Regions from separate parts of the Homo sapiens genome. Here regions 1 and 3 are each linked to region 2. A link is a loop called in an ENCODE intact Hi-C map of the cell type or tissue named here. Cell type or tissue: heart right ventricle. All regions are shown on one strand. Each heading gives the region's core, and the rest is flanking DNA. Links, peaks and the distances in the headings are about the cores only.

Region 1 (7,872 bases), core at 1,020-6,019, 81 kb before region 2:
CCTCTTTGTTCCTCTGTACCTTGTCTCATGCTCTCATGGGATATCCTATTCCCCAAATCCCAAGTCCTTTCCCTTCCTTCAATAAATGGCTCCTGAAATTCTGCTTCTTTTGAGAAGAGAAAAAAGTGTTGTCAATAAGAGAAGCCTCCTCCCTACCACCTAAACCTAGTGCTCCACACTCTGTCCTGCATGAAATGTCACCTGTCAGTTTATAAAATGGAAGACACCTTCTATGCACATCTCATGGGTTAATTCAGTGCCAATCCCCTTGAGTGCCAGTCTCTGTGCACTGTCATTCTTTAAAGGGTCTTGCTATGGCCAGGTGGTGGTCCCTTTAAATAGCCATCTTGGCATCCAGGAAGTTTCTGACACTCCCTAATGTGACCTCTCCCTCTATCTGGCTCTTTTTTGATTCTTTTCACATCCCATGAGTTTCCCACTATCCTCTACTGCAGTGGGAGCACTCTGCTGCTGTGGCAACAGCCATTCCAGCATCAGTTGATAAAACCAGTATGTGCAGAATGGTTCCTCGAGTGATTCCTAAAAAGAGAAGGACCTGCCCTGTCACATTATCTCCAAACCCAGCCCTGAGCCCCTCCCACTCGGCCATTTACCCCTTCTCTAGAATGACAGGCTTCAAATTGTCCTCTGAAGAGAGATTCTACCATCAATGATCAATGAAGAGGTTATGTGATGAGGGAGAGGCCTGGCTGGGCAGGCAGTGGGTGCTGGTGAAGTCAGTAACCAAGTTTCTAAAGGGGAGGTGCAGAAAGAGGCTGGTTTGGAACATGAAAGTCCCCAATCCTCAGCGCCCCAAAGACCAGCTCATCATCCCACTCCTCTTTCCAAAGTCATTGGTAGTTTCTGGAATGGCGATAGGATGAGTGATTTGACTACATCTGTTGACAGATAACTTAAAGCAATTTGAGGAATGAAGATGTAGGCATACAGCCAAGGAGACGCATGCTGTGTGATATCACATTCTCACACCCCTGTGATTAGAAACGGATGTAACCCAGGTGTCTGTGGGGGGTCTGGGGAATCTGTCAGTTGGGACTGTGTTAGGAGAACTGGGGGTCAGGGAGAGCCAAAGAGAGGAGAGGGTGGGAAGGCTGTCCCCAGCTCATTGACCTTGAAAGGTGACCTTGGGGCCTGGCTTGGTGGCTCATGCCTGTAATCCCAGCACTTTGGGAGGCTGAGGCAAGTGGATCATTTGAGGTCAGGAGTTCGAGACTAGCCTGGCCAACATGGTGGAACCCTGTTCCTATTAAAAATACAAAAATTAGCTGGGCGATAGTGGCACATGTCTGTAATTCCAGCTACTTGGGAGGAGAATCACTTAAGCCTGGGAGGCGGAGGTTGTGGTGAGCTGAGGTTGCACTACTGTGCCACAGAGTGAGACCCTGTCTCAAAAAAAAAGAAAAAAAAGAGAAAGAAGGAAGGAGGGAAGGGAAGGGAAGGGAGAGGAGAAAGGGAGAGGAAAAAGAAAGAAAGAAAGAAGAGAGGGAAGAAAGAAAGAAAGAAGAGAGGGAAGGGAAGAAAGAAAGAAAGAAAAAGAAAGAGAAGGAAGGGAAGAAAGAAAGAAAGAGAGGGAGGGAAGGAAGGAGGGAGGAAGGAAGGAAAGAAAGAAAGAAAAGGGAAGAGAAGGAAGGGAAGGAAGGAGGAAGGAAGGAAGAAAGAGAAGGAAGGGAAGAAAGGGAAGAAAGAGAGAGAGGAAGGAAGGAAGGGAAAGAAGGAAGGAAGGAAGAAAGAAAGAAAGAAAGAGAAAAAGAAAGAAAGAGAGAAAGAGGCCAGGCACGGTGGCTCACACCTGTAATCCCAGCACTTTGGGAGGCCAAGGCGGACGGATCACGAGGTCAGGAGATTGAGACCATCCTGGCTAACACGGTGAAACCCCTTCTCTACTAAAACAAACAAACAAAAAATTAGCTAGGTGTGGTGGTGGGCGCCTGTAGTCCCAGCTACTTGGGAGGCTGAGGCAGGAGAATGGCGTGAATCCGGGAGGTGGAGCCTGCAGTGAGCCGAGATGGCGCCACTGCACTCCAGCCTGGGCGACAGAGCAAGACTCCGAGAAAGAAAAGAAAAGAGAAGAGAAAAGAAAAGAAAAGAAGGAGGGAGGGAGGGAAGAAAGGAAGGAAGGGAAGAAAGAAAGAAAGAAAGAGAGAGAAGAAAGGGAAGAAAGAGAGGGAGGGAAGGAAGGGAAGGAAGGAGCGAGGGAGGAAGGAAGGAAGGAAAAGGAAAGGGAAGGAAGGTGGAAGGAAAGGAGGAAGGAAGAAAGAAAGAGAAGGAAGGGAAGAAAGGGAAAAAAGAAAGAAAGAAAGAAAGAAAGAAAGAAAAAAAGAAAGAAAGAGGCCGGGTGCGGTGGCTCACACCTGTAATCCCAGCACTTTGGGTGAATCACGAGGTCAGGAGATTGAGACCATTCTGGCTAACACGGTGAAACCCCGTCTGTACTAAAACAAACAAACAAACAAACAAAAAATTAGCTGGGTGTGGTGGCGGGCGACTGTAGTCCCAGCTACTTGGGAGGCTGAGGCAGGAGAATGGTGTGAACCCGGGAGGCGGAGCCTGCAGTGAGCCGAGATCGCGCCACTGCACTCCAGCCTGGGCGACAGACCAAGACTCCGAGAAAGAAAGGAAGAAAGGAGGGAAGGAAGAAAGGAAGAAAGGAGGGAAGGAAGGAAGGAAGGAAGGGAGGGGAGAGAGAAAGAAAAAGAAGGAAAGAAAGAAAGAGAGAAGAAAGGGAAGAAAGAAAGAGGAAGGGAAGGAAGGAGGGAGGGAGGGAGGAAGGAAAAAAAGAAAGAAAAGGGAAGGAAGGAAAGGAAGGAGGAAGGAAGAGAAAGAAAGAGAGAAGGAAGGGAATAAAGGGAAGAAAGAGAAAAAGAGAGAGAGAGAAAGGAAGGAAGGGAAGAAAAAGAGAAAGAAAGGAGGGAGGGAGGGAAGGAATGAAGGAAGGTGACCTTGGGAGAAGGGGAGATTTGCGGGAGGGAGAAGGGGGCACATGAGCCCATACTTGGCTTCCTCCAGGGTTAAGGGCAGAGCAGGGGAGGTTTTTCTTGATTTCTGGGACCACAGTCAGGATCTGGAGAGCAAGGGCTGGGAACCCAGCCACATGGCTCTTCAAGCCTAGCCCACTCACTCTGGACCAGCATGGAGTTGTCACTGCCCAACTCAGTGACAAGCATTTTCTATACGTTTTCTCTGCTTAGATGCCTACCATAAGGTCTCCTCATCACCTGCCTAGCAGATGCCAACACCCCTGCCTTTGTGGAAAGCCCTCTAGCCATTGTTCCCCACTTCTTTTTGTCCTTTTCTCCACCATGTCATTCCCTCATGTCATTCCAGCTATCAGCAGGGACTTTTTGAGCACCCAAAACATGGGACTTCTTAAGCAACCCAAAGCTTTACTTCCAGTGAGATGGGAGCCTTGGTAGGCTGGGAGCAGAGAGTGACATGACCTGGCTTCCCTCTTGAAAAGGCCACTTTGGCTGCTATTTGGGGAGCAAATTGCTGGGCTCAAGGGCAGAAGCAGTTGCAGTCACCCAAGTGAGAGATGATGGTGGCTTGGAACTGGGCGGTGACTGTGGTGGTAGTGAGAAGTGGTCAGGCTCTGCATATATTTTGAAGCTGTTAGAATTTGCTATTGGCCAAATGTGGGTGTGTGGGAAAGAGAGGAACCAAGAATGTCCCCCAAGGATTTGGGCCTGGACAGCTCTAAGATTGGAGTTGCCATCAAGCAAAATGGGAAGGCTTCAGGAGGAGCTGGTTTTGGAGGTAGAATTAGAGTCCTCTCTTCTCCCCGGCCCCGCTTGAGGCCAAATCCGCCTCCTCTAGGCCGCCTTCCCTGACTCTCCCCACGCAGTTCACTGCAGCCACTTTAATCATTTCCTAATGTTCAGGGCTGTCATTCGTCATTCACCTATTGGTGCTTCCCAAGGATTCATCTTCAGTTGAACTTTTTCTCAAAACCCATCCCAGCTCTGTGCACACAGTGGGCTCTCAAAAATATTTGGTGAATGACGATTGATTAAATGAATGAATGCGTGACTCGGAACAGATGTGTAGGGAATTGTAAACAGCAGTGACCTCTTAATACCCCGTGGCAAGACACAGTGCAGCTGGTGTGTGGAATGGAAGCCAAGCTTCTGGGATGGTGGCCCAGCAGCATCTTTTCTCCCTTCCCTGAAGCCCTGGGCCAGAGTGAGGCCAGTAGACCCTTGCCTTGCTCCTTTGAAGGAAGCTCCAGTTCTTCAGAGGAATGACCTTGGGGCATTCAGGGCTGAGACCCTCTTCTGCCCCTAAATCTCTGCTCTGTCCAGAGGCATGGGGATAGTTTCACCACACTTCTGGGAGACAGGGGGAAAAGTGGGCAAGGTATCCTCACAGCCCAGGCAGTAATCCCAGCTGGGACTTCAGCCCCATCCCCCACTCCCACTTGCTGAAAAAAAAGGAGACACTAGACACAGTGGTCCAATATGGATGCTCTGAGTGGCTCACACCTCCAGGACCTCATCCAGGAAGACTTCCTAGATTGGTCCATTAGCCCAGCCACTGCCTTTGCTTCTCCAGGGCATTGGTAGTTGAGATATTTCTGTGGACACTGCAGGTCCCCGGCTCACCCTCTCTGGCCCCAGAAGACTCCCTGAGTTCAGTGGTTGGGGATTTTTCCTCTGGGCTACAGATCAGGTGTGTGGGCTCCAGAGAGAGATTTATTGTCTTCCTGTCTATTGGGGAAAATGAGGCAGAGAAAACTAGAGGCTGGGAGTGGAGCCAGAGGTCATGGGCCTCGGTCTGCCCTCTAGCTCAACCGTCTCGGGGGAGCTTCCAGAAGGGTGGGAATGCCGAGAAATTCTAAGCTACAACTCACATTCCTTGGAGCTCACAGCTGCCTGGACACAAATTTCTACACCAACAGGGCAAGGATAGAGCAGGGATGAGCCTGCCCACCGTGTGAAAGGACAGGGTCGGAAATGAGGTCCCTTAGAAGGAAAACAAGTCACCTCTAGTCACACAAGTAAACAAGACCAGAGCCTGAAGCCCATGTCCCCAGCTGGAGGCCGGGGCCCCCCAAGCTGGGATGGGGACGGGGCACAGGCTCTCCCTTCAGAGGCAGGGTTCTCGGGGCTTTGTCGTCCTGGAGGGAGTGGAAACTGGTTGAAGGCTCTTGGGAGGGCCTGTTCCAGACGTGGGAGGGGAGGATAGGGGCTGGAATCCAAAAAACTGGCCCCTCCTTCAGCCAAGGGTTTCTCAGCTAGAAAGTCAGGGGGCTAGGGAGGTCTGACTCAGGGCTGGGCTTCTTCTTCTCAGGGCTGGACACTTGCTTCTCCCAAGTGTCCCGGCCCCCAGGCTAGAACACAGGACTTCTATTTCTCGTGACTGGTTTCTCAGCAGAGGAGCCCTGGCAGTGCACAACAAGGCACGGGGTTTCTCCTTCCCCTCCTTGGGGAGTGGGGTCCAGATCTCCAAGCATTGAGACCTTCCTTCTTTTAAAGCCAGAACTCCATGATGTCCTGCAGAGAAGCATATCTCTGACCTGATGACCTCGCTGGCTTCCCAGGAAAGGACAGTCCCCTGGCCTCTGCTATCTGGCTGCCTTAGAGGCCAGTGCTGGCCAACACGCAGTACTCAAGCCCTTCCCCACTCTGGCTTCACCTGCTGACAACTTTGACCTCTAATGCTTTCCTCTAAATGCCCCTGCTCCAGGCCTGACCCCACCCCTGCACCTTTGCTTTGCTCTGCCCTTTTCCTGAATGCCTTCTGTTATATGAATTCAAATCCAATTCTCCCCTCAAGGCCCAGCTTCAGAGCCACCTCCTCCAGGAGGCCTTATGACTACCCCATCGCACACCGCTCTGCCTTTCCTACCCACTGATTATAGTCAGGGGCTGGGTACCCACATTCTGCCTACTTATATCCCACGGAGATATCCTCTTCTGCCAGCTGAATTGTTAAGTGCCCTACATAGGTTAGTTAGTAAGGGCTCACTGATCCTTGCTGAACTGAAAGACAGGGGATCTTACAGTTACTAAGCACCTCCTATTGCCAGGGACCCTCTTAGACATGTAATGTTCATCATTTCATAAAAGCCTTTGAAGCAGGGGCTGTCATTATCTTCATTTTATAGAGACATACACTTGCCCAAGACCACACAGCAGGCTGCTGGTGGAATCAGAATTTGAATATAGGTCTGTGTGTGTTCCACATCTTCCCATAACTTCATGCTATTACCATGCAGCTATTTCTAGAGACTTGCTTAATATAATAACTGCATGTGATTCCAAGACATATAGAACCCCACAGCAGGAAAGTCTGGGATCCTGGCAGAGAAATGGGGACTGGGTATTAGAAGGGTGAGTGAAGAATGGGAAGGAGGGCCCTGACTCTCCTGCCTGTCCTGCTGAGGAGCTCCTGTAACCCAGACATCTGCTGCACCTGAAGTCTGCATGATCTAGGACTGCAGTCACATTAAGACTGCCCCACAGAATCCTGGGAGTGAGAATGTGGCAGAGGAGAATCCTTCAGACAGAGCTGGTGGTCTGTAGCAACACCAGTCGCTTCATAGCTCAGCCCCATGACCTATGTCCTGGGGTCTTGGTCCACTTTTAGTGGACCTGACAGTCCCAACAAGTCAGGGTCTTCTGAGGACTTCCCTAATGTCAAGCCTTGGGGGTTCTGGGTTGTCTTCTTGATTTGCTATGTGGCCTTAAGAGAATATATGCAGCTGGTCATCTAAGAAATTGGGTGGAGGGAGGAGCTAGAGAATCTCTGCTCCCTCTGCTCAGGGGCTTCTAGTAGGGAAAGGCAGAAGAACACCTAATCTAGGGTACTCTGTCTGAAACTGTACTCATTTAAAATCAGATCCCTGTGCTCCTCAGGCTAATAAAGAGCCCAGGATAAGAAGTCCAGATGTTTCCCACATGTGCTTTTCCTGTATGTTGCCATGGCAACTGTCCCATACACACCACTGGGGTGGATATTGCACACTGGGCCTCAGCAGAGCTCTGCACCACCCAGGTACATCGCCCTTAGACCATGACCCACCCAGATCAGTTGTCATGGCAACTGCAGGCCGGTGAGGGAAAACTCCAGGCAGGCAAAGGAAGGAGAGGGTAGGGTGTGTGCCTGTGGCTGTGCCCATGTGTTGGATGGGGACAAGCAAACTCCTTGTGTGAGCATGTGTCCTTCGGGATGGGCAAATCTAGAGTTTAATTTGACCTGTCCATGAAGAATTGGTTGTTTTAAGGTCATTAAATCACAACACTAAGAGGGACCTTGGAGATAGTCTTACTCTGTAATAAATCCTCTTAATTCACTGTGGGCCACACAAACCCAAAAACCTGATGAGGAAAAGCACAAGGCCCAAACCTGTGGTGACCTTGTCAACACAGTGATGACATCACTACCCTAGAACAGAACTTCTTAATCTATGTTCACAGACTGGATTCTGGAGGTCCACAGTACCAGCCATCAAACATAAGCCAAATACTGTGAATATGTCCATTTATCTGGGGGGATATATTGTAATATCAGTCAAATTCTTAAAGAGATTCCTGACTCTAAAAAAGTAAAGACAACTGCGAAAGTAATGAGAAGCTTTTACCCATCTTAGTCTGAACCAGCTGGGACAGATGGTTTAAAGAAACCTGGCCTTCTTACTACCCTAGAGAGAAAGATATTCCCATTTTGTGGCTGCACTCATTTTCTCAGTTGGTACTTCTGTGCTTTATTAGAGTTTTGTTAGGTTTTTGAATGAGGTATTAAACCTCACAGAGGAATGCCATGGACTCATATTTCAATGAATTTTAATAGAATAATCACTGGCAATTACTTGGCATATAAAAATTGCTCTGCAAATGTTAAGAGTATTCATTG
Region 2 (7,872 bases), core at 1,344-6,343:
TTCCTTTCTTCTTTCTTTCTTTTTTGAGACACAGTCTTGCTCTGTCACCCAGGCTGGAGTGCAGTGGTGCTAGCATGGCTCACCGCAGCCTCAACCTCTGGGACTCAAGAGATCTTCCCACTCCAGCCTCCTGAGTAGTTAGGGCTACAGGGACACACTACCATGCCTGGCTAATTTTTTAAATTTCTTGTAGAGACGGGGGTCTTGCTATGTTGCCCAGGCTGATCTCAAACTCTTTGGCTGATGTGATTCTCCTGCCTTGGCCTCACAAAGTGTTGGGATTACAAGTGTGAGCCACCACTTCTGGCCAGGAATTTACGGTCCAAAGAGAATCGGATCCCAACCAGATCTGCCTGCCTGCAAAGCTTCTGCTTGTCAGGGCCACAGCATTCTGCCTTCGCAGGTCTTTCACATGTTACCTCATTCTACCCCTACAATAACACACTGAAATAGGGATCCATGCCCTCATTTTGCTGATGAGAAAACTGAGGCTCAGAGAAGTGGGGTGTTAGCCAAAGGGCCCCCAGGTGGTCATATCAGGCCCAGAACTCAAGCTCCTGGCATCCAATTCCAGATTCTGGGTTCTTCCTTACCTCTGATGTGGAGGGATCCTGCAGGCTTTCCTTGCTGTACCTGTGGCACTTGAAGCAGACATGTGGGGTACCCCACCAAGCAGTGTCTTGGGGATTGTGGTCTCGTATGCTTTTCTCTGGGCCCAGTTCCAACATCTCCCAGAAAGATACATCTCCCAGAAAGATACACCAGAAAAAAAATCGTGTTGGGTCAGTGGCACCTGTGGGACGAGTTAACGCCCCCTCTGCCATCCAGGCTGGGTCCCGGCGTCCGGACGCTCTTCGAGGGGCTGTTTCCTGAGGACAAATGTTTCCTGCTGCCGCGGATGCACAGGGGGAGCGTGACCAGGGGCAGCTAGCCCTGAGTCGCACCACCAGCTTGCTAAGCATGTCTGCACCCTCTGACGATCCGGTCACCTCTTCATTAGTCTGTAGCTTCCCCCACACATCCTCTCTTAGGACTTGACAAAAGGCCAGGATATTTCAATTGGGAGGCTCAGGCCACTCTAAATACTCATAACCACCCACTCTGGCAAAAACTATTTACTATGCGTGTTCCTGTGCATTACCTCACTGATTCACCCACCGTCCTAGGCTGTTATCATCCCTACTTTTCAGAAAAGGAAACTGATGCTCAGACAGATCCCGTGATCCAACAGCATCCAGGATCTGGACTGAGGTATTGGACTTCTGGTGACTCACTGGTTCCCTACTGACAGGCTCTGTAGGCAGGGCCTGCCCCACCCCTCCCTGCCTGCTCCCTTCCATCCACCAGGCCCAGGAGAGAGCACCAACCGCCTAGAAGTACCCTGCAAGCTAAAACAGAAAGAGATGCCACATTCTGCTCTCATACAGTCCTAGAATGACCTGCTTAATATTATATCTTAAGCTCCACTCAGAAGGAAGCTTGGAGCTTTCAGAAAGCAGTTTCAAAAGTGATCAGTCCTGCCGGGATCCTTTCAGACCATACAGTGTCCAAGGCAAAGGACCACTGCCCACCTGGGCCTGGCCCACTAACCCTGTCCTGCCCAGGGCTCAGGAGGCCCAGCTGCTGAGGGGTTGCTGTGATGGAGGAGTGAGTCATGGGGCCTGGAATCTGAAGCCTTCCAGACCTTCGCCCATCCCAGCCAACTTCACATCTGCCATCCAGATGTCTCCACTTCGGAAATGCTTTCTACCAACTAGGACCCAAGGTCGGGGGGCATACTTGACCTTAGAAAAATACCTTCAGGTTGGGTTTGGTGGCTCATGCCTGTAATTCCAGCACTTTTGGGGCTGAAAGGCCAGAGGATCACTTGAGCCCAGGAGTTCGAGACCAGCCTAGGCAACATAGTGAGACTTCCCAACCCAGCTGTCTCTACAAAAAAAAAAAAAAAAATTAGCCAGGCAAGGTGGTGTGTGCCTGTAGTCTCAGCTACTTAGGAGGCTAAGGTGGGAGAACCGCCTGAGCCCAGGAGTTCAAGGCTGCAGTGAGCTATGATGGTGCCGCTGCACTCCAGCCTGGGTGACAGAGCAAGACCTTGTCTCTAAAAAAACCGAAAAATAAATAGGAATAAATAAATAAAAAATACCTTCAGAACCTCCTTGGTCTCCTTGGTTGATTCTCAAACCTAAACCTAACTGGGTGCCTTTGTTCCAACCATTGATAGTCTCATGCTGTGACCAAGCTTACTGCCTAAGGGCCCTGAACATGGGGGATCTGATGGAGGAACAGAGCCCCAGCCTGCAGGGAGTTCCCAGGCTGATGGGCAAGGCACAGTTCCTAATCTCATGGAGGCCCCAGGCTGAGTAGGGAACACAGCCAAACACAGCCTTGTCCTTAACCAGATCCTACACTAATGGAAGAGACAGAACCCTGCCCCCAGGAAGCCTACTGCCTAATAGGGAAAAACTTCTGTATCTGTGGGGAGCTTCCAATGTCCAGAAAAAAAGGACTCAGAAGAAAAATCTAGAAACATGGATAATGGAAGTGAAGGAAACTAACTTTTATTGAATGTCTAGCATATGCCAGCTACTATACAGATTTAATCTTCTTTAATTCTCACAATTACCTCATTTACAGTCAAGGAAACTAAAGCACCCTGGTTAGTTACCCAGCTAGTAAGTAAGTAAGTAACAGAATCAGGATTTGAACTCAGATCTGTGCAGCTCCCACATCCTGTTTTTGCGTAACACCATGTGTGATGGGGCAGATTCGTTTACCTTCTTTTCCCACATCACCCTTTAGGCTGGGAGCTAGTTCTTGTTTCCTGTTGCAAATCACCATTCTCACAACACTAAAAATTACTACACTTAGGACTACTTCATTGACTGACAATATCCCACTGTCCCAGCAGCAAGAGGGACTGCCGACTCTGTCCCTTTAAAATGAAGAGAAGGACTCACAAAGGAGCTCCCATCCTCCACTAGCAAGGGGTCCCACCCACCACAGAGGCAAGCTGTGGTCAAGGCAGGGGCTTCTTGGGGTCTCATGGAGAAAAGGTTCAGAAATCAAAGCCCCACCCCAGGTTGGTCCCAAGCCAGTCACTGGATGAACACACTCCCTGGTACCTGTGGAAAGAGTAGCGACTGCTGCACGCCACTGGAAAGCCTGTGGTGGTGGCAAATGCAACGGAAATGCTGACTATGTTCCCTGAGCCCACTGTCTGCTTTGTGGCACCCAGGGCTGGCCTGGAATAGCAGCCTGGCCTTCCCGTCATTGTGCTGGAGCTCTGGGAGGTCTCGGCTCATGGCAAGGATCCACAGATCCCAAAGCCTTCTGTGGCTCCTCAGTCCCAGGGAAGGGGCTCTGCAGAGACAGGAGATAAAAATGCTGCCACGCAGCAACAGAGATGCACATCTGTACAAACATCAGTGTCTTTCCACGGGAACAGTGACTTGGGCATTGAAGGACTGGGAGACAGGATTTCATTAAATATCCTGTTTCTCAGGGCCTGCTGTGGGGCAAGAGCTCTGGCAAGGAACCTAGGGTCCATTGCCAATTCCAGCTCCTCCTCTGCTTCTCTCTGGCACCCCAAACACCCCGGATGCAGGGTCACTGGGCTCTTGCCTGTTGGTCACCACACCAGGATGGCCAAGGCTAGACCACTAGTAGTTTGGGATCTTCAATGGGGCAAGTTGTTCTGGCCTGGCAGGAGGGATATGCTGATGGTGGAGGGGAAGCTGGCGCTGGCTAAGGGGTCCATAACCCAAAGGGAAGAAGATTCCATAAGAAGCAGCAGCCAGGCTGAAAAATTATTGACCTTTTGCTCTTGCCATCAAATAGCATTCTAGCCTGTCCCATACTCTATCACCCAAGATCCTTAATGGGTTTTACATCCTGAAAAAAATGAAAGTTACATGAGAGAAAGCAAGAATCTTGGTTTTTGTTGAGGAGGGGTGTGGTTTATAGAAGATGGAACCTAAATCAAGAATAGGAGAGTTTTTTGATACCACCCAGCAAGGCAGAGGCAAACACAACACAGAGAGACAGATACGGTTCTGCTCTTCCCATCCTCTGAACTTCCTCGGCCGCCCTACCCTGCCTGGCTTCCCGCACAGTGCAGGACTGCCCCAGCCTGAGCCTCTCACCCCAACTTTCTTCCAGTCTGAGAAGGAGGGGACACGTGCCTGTGGGACCTGCTTCCTTAGCCCACAAGATGCAGAGCTGCGAGCTGCCTGCATAGGAGAGGAGGGCGTGGGGATCGGGCTGGGTTCTGCTGGGCAACTGCACCCTCTGGTGGCGGCAACAGGAAGATGCAAGGCCATGCAGACAAAGGCCGAACCAGATTCTTCCTCCTTCCCAGAATCCCTCTACACCGCCTTTATTAAGCACCTATTGGCGGATGGCACGGGGTTCTGTCCAAAGAGAAGTGGATGGACACTGCACTGTTCTTAAGGGCTGCTAAATGAAACCTGCACAGGAGAAAGGAGGCTAATCCTTCCACAGCTCTGGGCTAACAGGCCTTCCCTTTCCTCACACTCCAGCTTCAGCGATCAGTGCTTCAATGGACAATTTTGCTGCCCTCTGCCCACATGCATGGCACCTCGACCATCATCTCGGACAAAGCTTCTCACCTCCATCAAAACCCTGCTCCCAGTCGTAACTCTAAGGACCCTCAGCCTCCCCCAACCTACAAGAGACTTAAAAGCAGCAACTGTTGGAAGAGCACTGTTCCTGGTGGTTTATGTGCGAGTCTCCAGTGTCAGATCCTCCAAGGGTGTGCTTCTGGTCTCTCCAAATGGATGGGGAGCTTCTCAAGGGCAGGAAACATTTATTGAGCATCTATTTCATAGCCAGGCCCTTTATAACCACAATTCATGGTAGCCTCTCGGCAGGCCCGTAAGGACCATAAATAACCCCCAATTTACAGAGGGGAAACGGGCTCCAGAAGGCCAAGAGCTATCAACAACCCCTTTCCATATGCCTGGCGCTATGCTAAAGGTGTTATACGCGTTATCTCCTTCAATCCTTGTGAACAAGGTTATCCAATGAGCTAGGTTAAAATTATTCCCATTTTACAGATGAAGGTGTTGGGGCTCAGAAAACGATACCCCATAATATGGCCTTTTGACATGCTGAACTAAAGAAGCAGACTCAAGGTACCTCTGACTTCCCCCACCCCAACTCCTGCCTCTCAATCATCCATCTTTCTCAAAGCACAGGATGAGACTATTCTCTGGAATTCTCTTATCTCCCTAGAAGCCAGACCCCAAAGAGGAACACAATTGCTTTTGATTCCTTCCCTGAAGTTTTATTAACCATAGAAGATTAAAATTCATATCACAGAGGAAGAGACTGAAAATTAAACACCACACCTGTGCCGGGCGCGGTGGCTCACGCCTGTAATCCCAGCACTTTGGGAGGCCGAGGCGGGTGGATCACGAGGTCAGGAGTTCAAGACCAGCCTGACCAACGTGGTGAGACCCCGTCTCTACCAAAAATACAAAAATTAGCCAGCGTGGTGGTGTGCGCCTGTAATCCCAGCTACTCAGGAGGCTGAGACAGGAGAATCGCTTGAACCCGCGAGGCAGATGTTGCAGTGAGCCGAGATTGTGCCACTGCACTCCAGCCTGGGCGACAGAGCAAGATTCCATCTCAAAACAAACAAACAAAAAACACCACACCTAGATCCCAGACAAATTTTGTCCCAAACCAGTGTTCGTTCTTTGGTTCCATTCAATTCCCAAAGAGAATGATTTACTAACCATTATCTGAGCACTGGGCTCATTCATTTCCCCGAAAAATCACTGCCTACTCTTCAAAATGGCCATATGGCCCGCATTTCCCCTTCCCCTATGTAGAAGGGTATATAAGCCTCTGGACCTCACTGGGTTATGGAGTGACCATTCTCCTGTGATTCCCATGAGCTTATGCACGTTAAATAAGTTTATCTGCCTTTTATCTACATATCGTCAGTTTATTTTCAGTGAAGTTTCAGAGGGTGGTGGGAAAGCTTTCCCTTGGCTCCTACAAAGCACGAAAACATTGAGGGGATAAATAATATGCACGAAGTCGCACAGCTAGGAAGAGGCAGCAGGATAGAAACCCAGTTCTGTTTCACCCTTATTCTTATCCCTGGTTTCTGTTTTTGTTTTTTGGAGTCCAGGCCTCCTCCTTTCTGCCCCTCCAAGCCCCTTGCGCAGGGTTCCATGCACAGCTCAGTCACCGCCCAGCACATAGATGGCTTCCTTTCCGCAGCCCCTGAGGAGTCCTTTCGTCCTTCTACAGCCAACTCCAGAAACTACATAGAGTGCTTTCTTCCTGTCTCTCTTCATCCCTTCCACTCCTATTGGAACAAAACCACGTTTGACATTTCTCAGCATTATTACATTAAACAGGCTGGATCTCAGCCAGCTATTTCTGGGCTTTAATTACTTGTTCTATCTAGCCTAAGTGGTGTGGGCAAGCCGGTCCTCAGTTAACCCACCTGAAAACTGGGAAGATCAGGAACTATCTCCTAGAATTTGATTACCAGCCAAGGACGGTGCTAATTTGGAGGTGGTAGTTAAGTGTTTTGGGGAGGCTGGGTGGTTTCTGACTTTAATTCTCTCTAAGACTAGCCCAGGGGAACCTCTGGGGCCACAGTGCAGCTTTGTAAGTGATCTCCCCATGGGGAGTAAATGTCCTGGAATCAAGCCCTAAGGCAGGCCCCTAATTCCTTGCATGTGTGATTGGGCACACAAGCCTCAGGACACGTCTGAAGGCTGTCCTGTGGGCTGTGCTGAAGGACATTGGACAAGCACATCCCCCAACCCTTTGTCTTTCTTCCAGAATCTCTTGCATTGTTTCACAAAAGGAGCAGCACAGAAGTTGAAATTCACCCAGGCACCTCAGAGGGCATTGGGCTCCTGCCTCAGGTACTAATTGCAATCCAATCTGGCTGAATGATTGGGGCTGAAATGTGGCATTTCACCATCACAGTTGGTGCCGTGGGAATGCATAGAAATCTTCAACTTGACACCAAACTGGACTTCCCTAGGGCTTCCTAAGAGAAACAGTAGATCATTTTCATCTCAGCCCCCTCCAAGCCTTAAGTGGGGGCCCTGTGGTCTGGCAGGATCATGGAGTCAGGGTTCCCGGGACCCTGGCTGACTCATCTTCCTCCTTTGCACCAGAGACGAGTCTACTGGTCTGAGCTTTTGCCTGAGATATTTGCCCGTAGAATTAAGCCCCTGTTTTTACAGGGGGAACACTAATGATTTTCTAGGGCTCTCCATTGAGAGGTCACTTGAGACCCGTTTTCCACACAGGCATTTGGAGGATGGTGCTCTTTGCTGGTGAGGAGAGGGGCATTTCTCCAGAGAGGGCCCCAAGGACTGGTGGCAAGCCTCTATGGAGGGGGCAGGGCTGGTCCTTAGACCTCTGCTGCTGGCCCAGGTTGGACTAAGGTTGGGGCTAGGACAGCAGAGGGGAAGAGTCCAAGTATTTTTCTCCCCTTGCCTGGAAGGCCCCCCAGTTCCCTCCCCTCCAACCCAGTCTTTGCCTGACTTAATTCCTGCAAGCCCAGGAGGAGGAATTCACCTCCCAAGAGGCCCTTCCTGCCCCTCCAGGGGTTACAGTCCCTCCACTGTCCCCCCACTGTCCTGAGCTATTACAACTGGGGTGTAATCACTGGTTTGCTTACCAGACCTTTTTTTTTTTTTCTTTTTTGAGACAGGGTCTTCCTCTGTCCCCCAGGCTGGAGTGCAGTGGTGCGATCTCAGCTCATTGCAACCTCTGCCTCCCAGGTTCAAGAAAGTCTCCTGCCTCAGCCTCCCGAGTAGCTGGGACTACAGACACCCACCACCATGCCCGACTAATTTTTTTATTTTTATTTTT
Region 3 (7,872 bases), core at 1,020-6,019, 95 kb before region 2:
TAGGCTAAGAGTTAGGATAAGGGGTGCCCCTACCCTCTCAGAGGGCCAACCTCTGGGCATGGAGGCTGAAGGAGTCCTCTCCCTCCATCCATCCCATGTGGGCACTGCATAGGCTGCAAGAATAATCTTCCCTGGAGCAGACAGATGTGAAACTTGAGAGGCCCTGGCTGGCTGATCTCATCGATCAGCAACATCTCCAAGGACCAGCGGGCACAGGACTCTTTTGGGGATCCTTTGGGGACGAACTTTGATTGGTCTCTTCCACTCAAATATCTGCTCAGAGCCTACAGTTGAGTCCCAGTGCACTCCATGTCGGATCAGCCATGATCCCACCCCAACCTGTTTTTCTGATCTCATCTCCTCTTTCACCACCTTTTCCATCTCTCTAAGCCAGACAGGACTCATCACTACCTGCCATTAAGCCCACAGTTCCTCCTCCCTTCCTTTTCTAGTTTTTTTTACCTCTACTGCCAGAATCTCACCCTTCTATCAAAACTCACATCACTTCTGTAGCATGTCCCCTCCCCACCATCTCACATGTGCCCCCACACACCCTATGCACTGATGCCAATTCCAGCTGGCCGAGCCCTCAGTTGCCCTTTCTGGCTTCTTCGCAGCATGCTGCATTCTGCTTGTACTGGAATGAGCCTGGACACTTCTATCTCCTCATCCAGCCTTTCAGAACCTAGTAAGCAGGGCCCAGAACTTCAGTCTCAGGAAGCACAGTGCTCTGCCGACACTAACTTCTTGACAAGTTGCTCCTGAATTAAATGGAATCAGACTCAATGTTTGAGGGAGTCTTGAGGCTCCTGGAGGCAGGTTACCATAGGGGTTAAGTTTAAATCCTAGCTCTGTTGCTCGCTTGCTTTACTGGCTTTGGGCAGATTACCTGTATTCACACAGGGTCTTGATCTATTACCCAGGCTGGAGTGCAGTGGCGTGATCTCAGATCACTGCAACCTCCACCTCCCGGGCTCAAGTGATCCTTCCACCTCAGCCTCCCAAGTAGCTGGGACTACAGGTGTGAGCCACCACTCCTGGCTAATTTTTTGTATTTTTAGTAGAGACAGGGTTTTGCAATGATGCCCAAGCTGGTCTCAAACTCCTGAGCTCAAGTGATCCACCTGCCTCGGCCTCCCAAAGTGCTGGGATTACAGGTGTGAACCACTTTCCCTGGCCAGATTACCTGTATTTCAGTGCCTCAGTTTCCTCACTTGTAAGTGCCAGGATCATAGAATTATTGTGAGTATTAAGTGATGGGCCAGGAGAAAGCCCCGCCAGGTGCCGTGGGTCCCCGGCAGGGAGCCACTCTGAGATGCAGACAGTGAGGTCCAGGTGGAGAGCTGGACTCCACTGGGCCCGTGAGTCAGGGTGAACAGGTCAGACATCTCCTATCAGGTCTTGTTCCAAAGAAGAGAAATGGAAGAAAAATGGAAGGAAGAAGCAAAAGCAGAAAGACGAATGGAGCATAGATAGGTGTCTGACCCCAAATATAAGAAAGGGGATCCTGGGAAATGCAGGCTAGCTTCATCTGTAAGCATCCAGAGAGCAAATTCAGACTCATGGGTAGAAATTCTCAGAAGACAGAATCAAAGCTCAACAGAAGAAATATCTTTCTAATAATGAGTGCTTTCCTGGAAAATAAGGTAGTGAGCCCTCTGTCACTAGGAGAGTGTAAACAGAACACCCACCTGCCTATGATGCTATAGTGGGATTAATTTTGGCTTGAGGAACAAGAACAATGACTTTCACTTACCAAGTGATTGATACATGTTATTGATAACCATTAGATTACTGATTCTTTTGATTCTTGAGCTTTTCATTTCCCCCTTGGGATAATCAGGTCCCAGGAGCTCCTAGGAAGCAGCCTCAGTCTGGGGATGTTGGAATCCTAGACCCCATGACAGTTTAGGGATCCTACAGAGAGAAGGCAGGGCCTGCTGGGTGGCTGCCAGCTTCCCCAAAAGGGAGGGGCCTGGTTAGTGGGTCACCAAGGGCAAAGGGGCCTGTGTCCTCAGAGTCTGAGGAGTAACCAGCACTTACAGTGCTTTTCTGGGAAAGAAGCCAAGGAGTCCAAACCCCAGCGGGCTCTGCCTAGGGGTCTGTTTGGGGGAAGCTGTTCCACCAGGGTCATATTTCAGACTCTTTTAAACCTGCCCAGCTGTTACATATACATGCACGCAAATGTCCCTTCAGTATGTGCATATGTGCTGCAAGCCGGTGAGTTTGTTTACATGCACTGATCCATGTGAACACATGCCATTCACTGCACACTTAGTCTTCACACCCTGACACCCAACCTCACCCGAGTTCTAGGGGTTTGTGCCATGTGCCATACAACCTATTAACCCAATAGCTCTCGTCATACTTGCCTCAGTCTTGCTTTCTCAACATTCGCTATCTTCCTGCTCAGCCCAAGGTCGTAGTTTATGAGCCCAGCTCTCCATGGAAACACCTGGAGCTTATAACATTCAACCTTTCAGACCAGACCACACCCAACAGCAACACCTCAACTGGATAACCTTGACCACAACTCTGAGATTCCATAAGAACCAACGCTGGGAACACACACAGCATACTGGGGCTTGGGACTGCACTTGTCCCTGCTTTCCACACCTCTAACTCACAGGAGAAAGCACCCTGAGAAGCCCAGAGTGAAAGCTGTCGCCCAGAAATTAGAAGATGCTGTGGAGAAACCACCCACTCCAGTGGCCCTGAAATGTATCATTGAGATGTCTAAAATAGATTCCAGGATGGCTCAGGCCAAGGCCCAGACCCTGCCGAGCCCTGGCTGCCTTGCTGAGGTTTGGCTGGAGCTGAGTTGGAGAAGTGTGTGTCAAACACGCAACATACAACAGCGCTGGCAGGGAGAGCCTGGGGCCTGCTGGAGCCAAAGCTCTTAGGGGGTGAACCTGGAGATGGGCTGCTCTCCATGCCCTCCCATCTCTACCTCAGCACCAGAATGGGCTGGAGCAATCTGGAAACTCCCAATGGGTCCTCATTCTCCCCTAATGGGAGCTTCCCACCTATGCAACACACCCCTCCACATTCCAAAGGCATCAAGTCTGAGAAAAAAAAAAGGTGCTTATAGAAGGTGCAAAGCACCATGGTGAAAAGCGGGTCACCCTGCTTATCCCAGGCACACGCTGCTGTGCCCACACTGGACAGCCATGCCAGACACACCTTAAGTGCAACTCTGCTCCTCCCTCAGCCTCCAGATGGGAGATCAAAACAGTTCCTGGGGCATCTTCCCAGTCTGCCCCCGATCTCTGTGGGTCAGAAGGAAGCAAAGACCTGCCTTCATTGAACAAGGGGGAGCTGAACCCTGAAGGCGCTGGTGTCCTGCTTCCTTCAGGAGGCCCAGTCCCCAGAAGCAGCAGTGTGGGGGAAGGTGTGGGAGGTGATGTCTGCCTCCTATAGGAGGGAACCTGCCCACGCAGGGCCAGTGAGCTGGGCCTGGCCCCCCCTACCTCCCCACCCGGCCCTTCCTGTGCATGAGAGAAAAGGCCGCAGGCTCTGGGACATCAAACACATCTGGGTAATCCAAACAGGGTGTGGGGGGAGGTCAGCCAGCGCAAATGAGAAACATGTGGCGTCCATTTCCCCTTGTTGGCTGGCTCAGGCTTTCCAGGCAGAGGGAGAAGGCTTTGGGCTTTGGGCTTTGGGCTTTGGGGAGGAGAGCTTCCTGGTTGGGCCAGGAGAAAGACCAGCCAGGTGCTGTGGGTCCCCGGTAGGGAGCCACTCTGAGATGCAGACAGTGGGGTCCAGGTGGAGAGCTGGACTCCACTGGGCCCGTGAGTCAGGGTGAACAGGTCAGACATCTCCTATCAGGTCTTGTTCCAAAAGAAGAGAAATGGAAGAAAAATGGAAGGAAGAGGCAAAAGCAGAAAAGACGAATGGAGCATAGATAGGTGTCTGACCCCAAATATAAGAAAGGGGATCCTGGGAAACGCAGGCTAGCTTCATCTGTAAGCATCCAGAGAGCAAATTCAGACCCACGGGTAGAAATTCTCAGAAGACAGAATCAAAGCTCAACAGAAGAAATATCTATCTAATAATGAGTGCTTTCCTGGAAAATAAGGTAGTGAGCCCTCTGTCACTAGGAGAGTGTAAACAGAACACCCACCTGCCTATGATGCTATAGTGGGATTAATTTTGGCTTGAGGTAGTGGCTCAACTAGACAATTTCCATTCTAGGATTCTATGAAATCTCAGGGAAGGGTGAGGGAGATGGAGCGCTCTGCAGAGAGAAAGGGACTTGGCTATCCAGGAAGACATTGCAGTGTGCTGCAGAGGTGGCTAAGCTGCAGTTATGGACCCTGAGGGCTCTGCTCAGCCTGCTCCATACAGCACTGGCTCTCCCTTGCACCACGTGGAGCAGCTTGCACCTTCACCCTCAGGGTCAGAGGCTGTGAGGTGCGGTATATGTGTGTGGAAGGATAGCTGCAGAGAAAGGCAAGATTGGAGGTCAGCAGAAGGGGAAGGATCTGGTGTTGGCAGCTTGTGATGGGGGTGGGTGGTAGGGGGTGGGAGGTAGGGGGTGGGCATTTGCAGCCACAGTATCAAATTGGGCAGAGAAAGTGGGAAGGGGTGAAACAAGAAGAAAGTGTCAGGAAACATCCCAGGACTCCAGGTGACTTGGTCCTGCTACCCATTCAATGCAGGTCTAGAAGGGGCCTGTGGCCTGGGGTTAGAGCCATCAGTGATGGATGGTAAAGGGTATCTCCCTGGGTTGGCTTAAGGTTCAGGGAGCCAGAGTAGCTCTGGGTACTTCTCCTCCATCTGTACCTTCTCCCCAGGGCAGAGGAACTGCCCCTAGGACCTACTTATTCATCCATGCGGTACTCTCAGAGGCAGAGCCATGGGCTGTGAGTCAAAGCCAACAGCTTTTGACTGCAGCAGTCAGAACAAGGCAATGCCCAAAGGAGAGGAACATGACCTGGGTGGGGGCCCAAGCCTAGCCTTGGAAGAAAACTTTCTGGACACGGTGAGAAAAGAAATATTATTGGTACCAACCTGGAGGAAGGCAGGAGGCCTCACAGCTCCAAGGTTTTGTGCCAGTGCCTTCTCTACACACATACACACAAACCTGCAGGCTGCTGCACCTTGCCACAGCCCTTCCTCCTGCCTGTGATTCCACAAGCATCCTCCATCACTACTGCTGCTGCCCAGAGGAAGGGCAGGAGTGAGCTTTGTCCTCACTCTCCTGCTAGGCCTCAGGGAATCTGAGGGTGCTGGATAAGTTTCCACATATCACCTATCTGTTCTGGGTGGCAGTTCTTTGGAGAATTCTCTACCCACCCCAGCCCCACAATGCACTGAATAAAAAGGAAAACGAAGTATTTGTGAACACATTTCTTTCTCCTGCTACTCAAAGTATCCCAGAGCACATTCACTGGAGCGACCCCCTTGCACTGCCCCTCCCCCCCAAAAAATTCACATCAATCAACTGGCTTAGAAATGAATAGCTTCCTGCCTTTCTTCCTCATTTCTACTTGGCCTGCACTTCAGAAGGCCTAACTGTTGTCATGACAACCGCTTGTGTGGGTCCAGACACCTTTGAGATGAAGAGGGACTAGGAAGTCCAGGTTCCTGGGTTCTTTTACTCCCTGACCTTGGGCAGTCTTAGCTGTCTCACTTTGCCCCCTTTTCCTGGAGGACAGAAGGAAGGAACATGAACACCTGGAGTGTCAAAAGACTAGTTTTGCTTTGAGATCCTCAGGTCCAGGGAAGATGAGGTAGGAAGATTTGGGGTGTTACTATAGTACAGACAGTCCCCGACTTGTGATTGTTCGGCTTCTGCTTTTTTGGCATTATGATCACATGAAAGTAATACATTTGGTAGAAACTATACTTCTAGTACCCATACAACCATTCTGTTTTTCACTTTTAGTATAGTATTCAATAAATTCCATGAAATATGCAACTTTATTATGAAATAGGCTTTATATTAGATGATTTTGCTTAACTGTAGGTGAATATAAGTGTTCTGAGCACGTTTAAGGTAGGCTAGGCTGAGCTGTGACGTTCGGTACGTGAGGTGTATTCAATGCATTTTTGACTTACAATATTTTCAACTTACAATGGTCTTAACGGGACATAACCCCATCATAAATTGAGGTGCATCTGTATTCTATTGCGCTGTATTAATACAGGCTCTCTTTAAGCCACTTGGAACATTTTCCAGGTCTGATCACCTTAATCTACACCCCCTTCCCATCCCTAGGGGGTAAGGATGAGCCATGGGAGGGTCTCTTCCATTCACAAATGAGGAAACTGAGTCCCAGAGGGGGTCACAGAGCTTAGGACTTCTACACAGAGAACTCAGGAATGCAGCCTCCAGCTTAGCCCCCAGACCCAGGCCAAGGGCCTTGTGGCCTTTCTTCCGGAGCCAAACTGCCTGATGTGAGTATCGGGCCAGGGTCCAGAGGCATCTAATTCCTGGAATTAGCCCATTTGCCCTCGGTACTCACTCCTCAGTCTTCCAAGTTGCTAGGGTTCCCCAGTGGGGCCCTAGTTATTTGGCAGCTTCCAAGGTTAGCGAAGGGACAGGGAGCCTGCCTAGACCATCTGGGACCCCAGCTGATTTCTGGGAAGGGGATGATCAGGTTTCAGTCCTTCCCTCTTATTACAGAAAGGCTCTGACTTGAAGCTGCCTCACTCCCACCCCCTCCCTCCGCCTCAGAAATTGATTCTTGGCAGCCTCTTGGATCTAGGATGGTACTATGGAGTGAACATAACTGGACACTGAGCCCCACTGAGGTGGGGACAAATGCCCAGTGTCTTCAATCACAATCCTGAAACATCAAGTCACCATTCTTCTCCCCAGAGGCCACCCTGCTGTACACTGAGGGCCTGTCTGATACCTGAACACCACCATCATTGGCTCTGGAAGACGAATTCCCTCTGTAGTTCCTCTCCCTCTACCCCTCCCCCAGGCAGTCTACCCTCTGCCCTTCACACAGGGAAAAGCTTAGTTTGGAGGTCACCAACTCCCCTCCTTTCCTCCCTACCACTGTTTGACACCAGGCTCTGCCTTGCTACAGCCTGAACCAACTCCCCACCCCCCAACTTTGGGTCCTCTCAGCTGGAGACAGGCAGATTTGGGAGTTTCCACCCTTCTCTCCCCACCCCAGAGAGCTAAGCCCCTCAGCCCTCTGTAGGGTCATCGAGGCAGTTCTGGTGGCCCATACCCAGTAGACATAGCCTTGGGCAGGTCCCTCTGCCTGCTGACTCTTCCTCTCTCAATCAGGTCTCCTAGGAAGAGCTGCGACTTAGTCCTCAGGAGATCAATGTGGAATCTCCCTTCCACCATGAACTCATAGATGCCTTTAAGGCCCTCAATGCTTTTGACTCTGCATTTCCCCAACTGGGAAGTGGAGGTGTTCTCTCCTCACTTCCGAGGTTACTGAAAGTGTCAGTGTGCTTTGAGAAGTGACAACTGCTAAGCAGGAATAAGGGACCACAGCTCAGCTTCTCCTCCTCTCTCGCCCTCCCTGCACCTGCCCTCCTCCCCACTCCTGCCCCTCCTCCCATCTCCCTAGCCAGCTCAGACCTGTTTGGCTCCTCTTGAGGAGCAACTAAGAGGGCTTCAATGGGCAGTCAGCTTCTGGGACAGTGTGAGGGCATCCAGGTCTGGAGAGGACCCAGACCAGCTAAGTTATCCCCAACAAGTAAAGCCTTGACCCTGAAAAGGGTTCTGTGCCTTCTGCTATTCTGTGCCCCGATACTCCCTTGCCCTCCCTCGCCAAGTCCCTCTCTCAGTCTGACACACACACACACACACACACACACACACACACACACGGTCCCTTCCTCTCTCACCCTGCTTTCAGTCCCTCAGCAGGGCTCTCTATCACATGGGCCAGTTGC

Evidence for each region. A loop is a pair of places that touch in the nucleus more often than their neighbours do. Peaks named below come from ENCODE experiments on the same cell type or tissue, not always from the same donor. Only the 100,000 strongest peaks of a DNase experiment are listed, where the experiment ranks them.
Region 1: a loop joins it to region 2, with 2.6 times the contacts of the local background. A loop is called at or near these places in 33 of 110 quality-filtered maps.
Region 3: it touches region 2 in a loop (2.3-fold over the local background); 27 of 110 quality-filtered maps call a loop at or near these places.

Annotation. Positions count from the first base shown.
Region 1 is chr1:201,636,990-201,644,861 of GRCh38, reverse strand. The region is part of intron 4 of NAV1 (neuron navigator 1); the gene reads right to left. LOC124904482 (a long non-coding RNA gene) reads left to right here. Exons shown (of 2, transcript XR_007066789.1): 1 at 1-7,872. Among named protein-coding and RNA genes, the nearest start is that of MIR5191, 79 kb to the left of the region's middle. In heart right ventricle, for the core only: no CTCF peak of the experiment used is centred there; a DNase peak (open chromatin) is centred at 4,131; H3K27ac peaks cover 3,392 bases.
Region 2 is chr1:201,556,250-201,564,121 of GRCh38, reverse strand. The region is part of intron 1 of NAV1 (neuron navigator 1); the gene reads right to left. Among named protein-coding and RNA genes, the nearest start is that of NAV1, 21 kb to the right of the region's middle. In heart right ventricle, for the core only: CTCF peaks have their summits at 4,078 and 4,295 (motif pointing left); DNase peaks (open chromatin) are centred at 1,721 and 4,261; H3K27ac peaks cover 4,124 bases.
Region 3 is chr1:201,651,057-201,658,928 of GRCh38, reverse strand. All of the region lies in intron 5 of NAV1 (neuron navigator 1), which reads right to left. Among named protein-coding and RNA genes, the nearest start is that of MIR5191, 65 kb to the left of the region's middle. In heart right ventricle, for the core only: a CTCF peak has its summit at 3,421; no DNase peak of the experiment used is centred there; H3K27ac peaks cover 2,384 bases.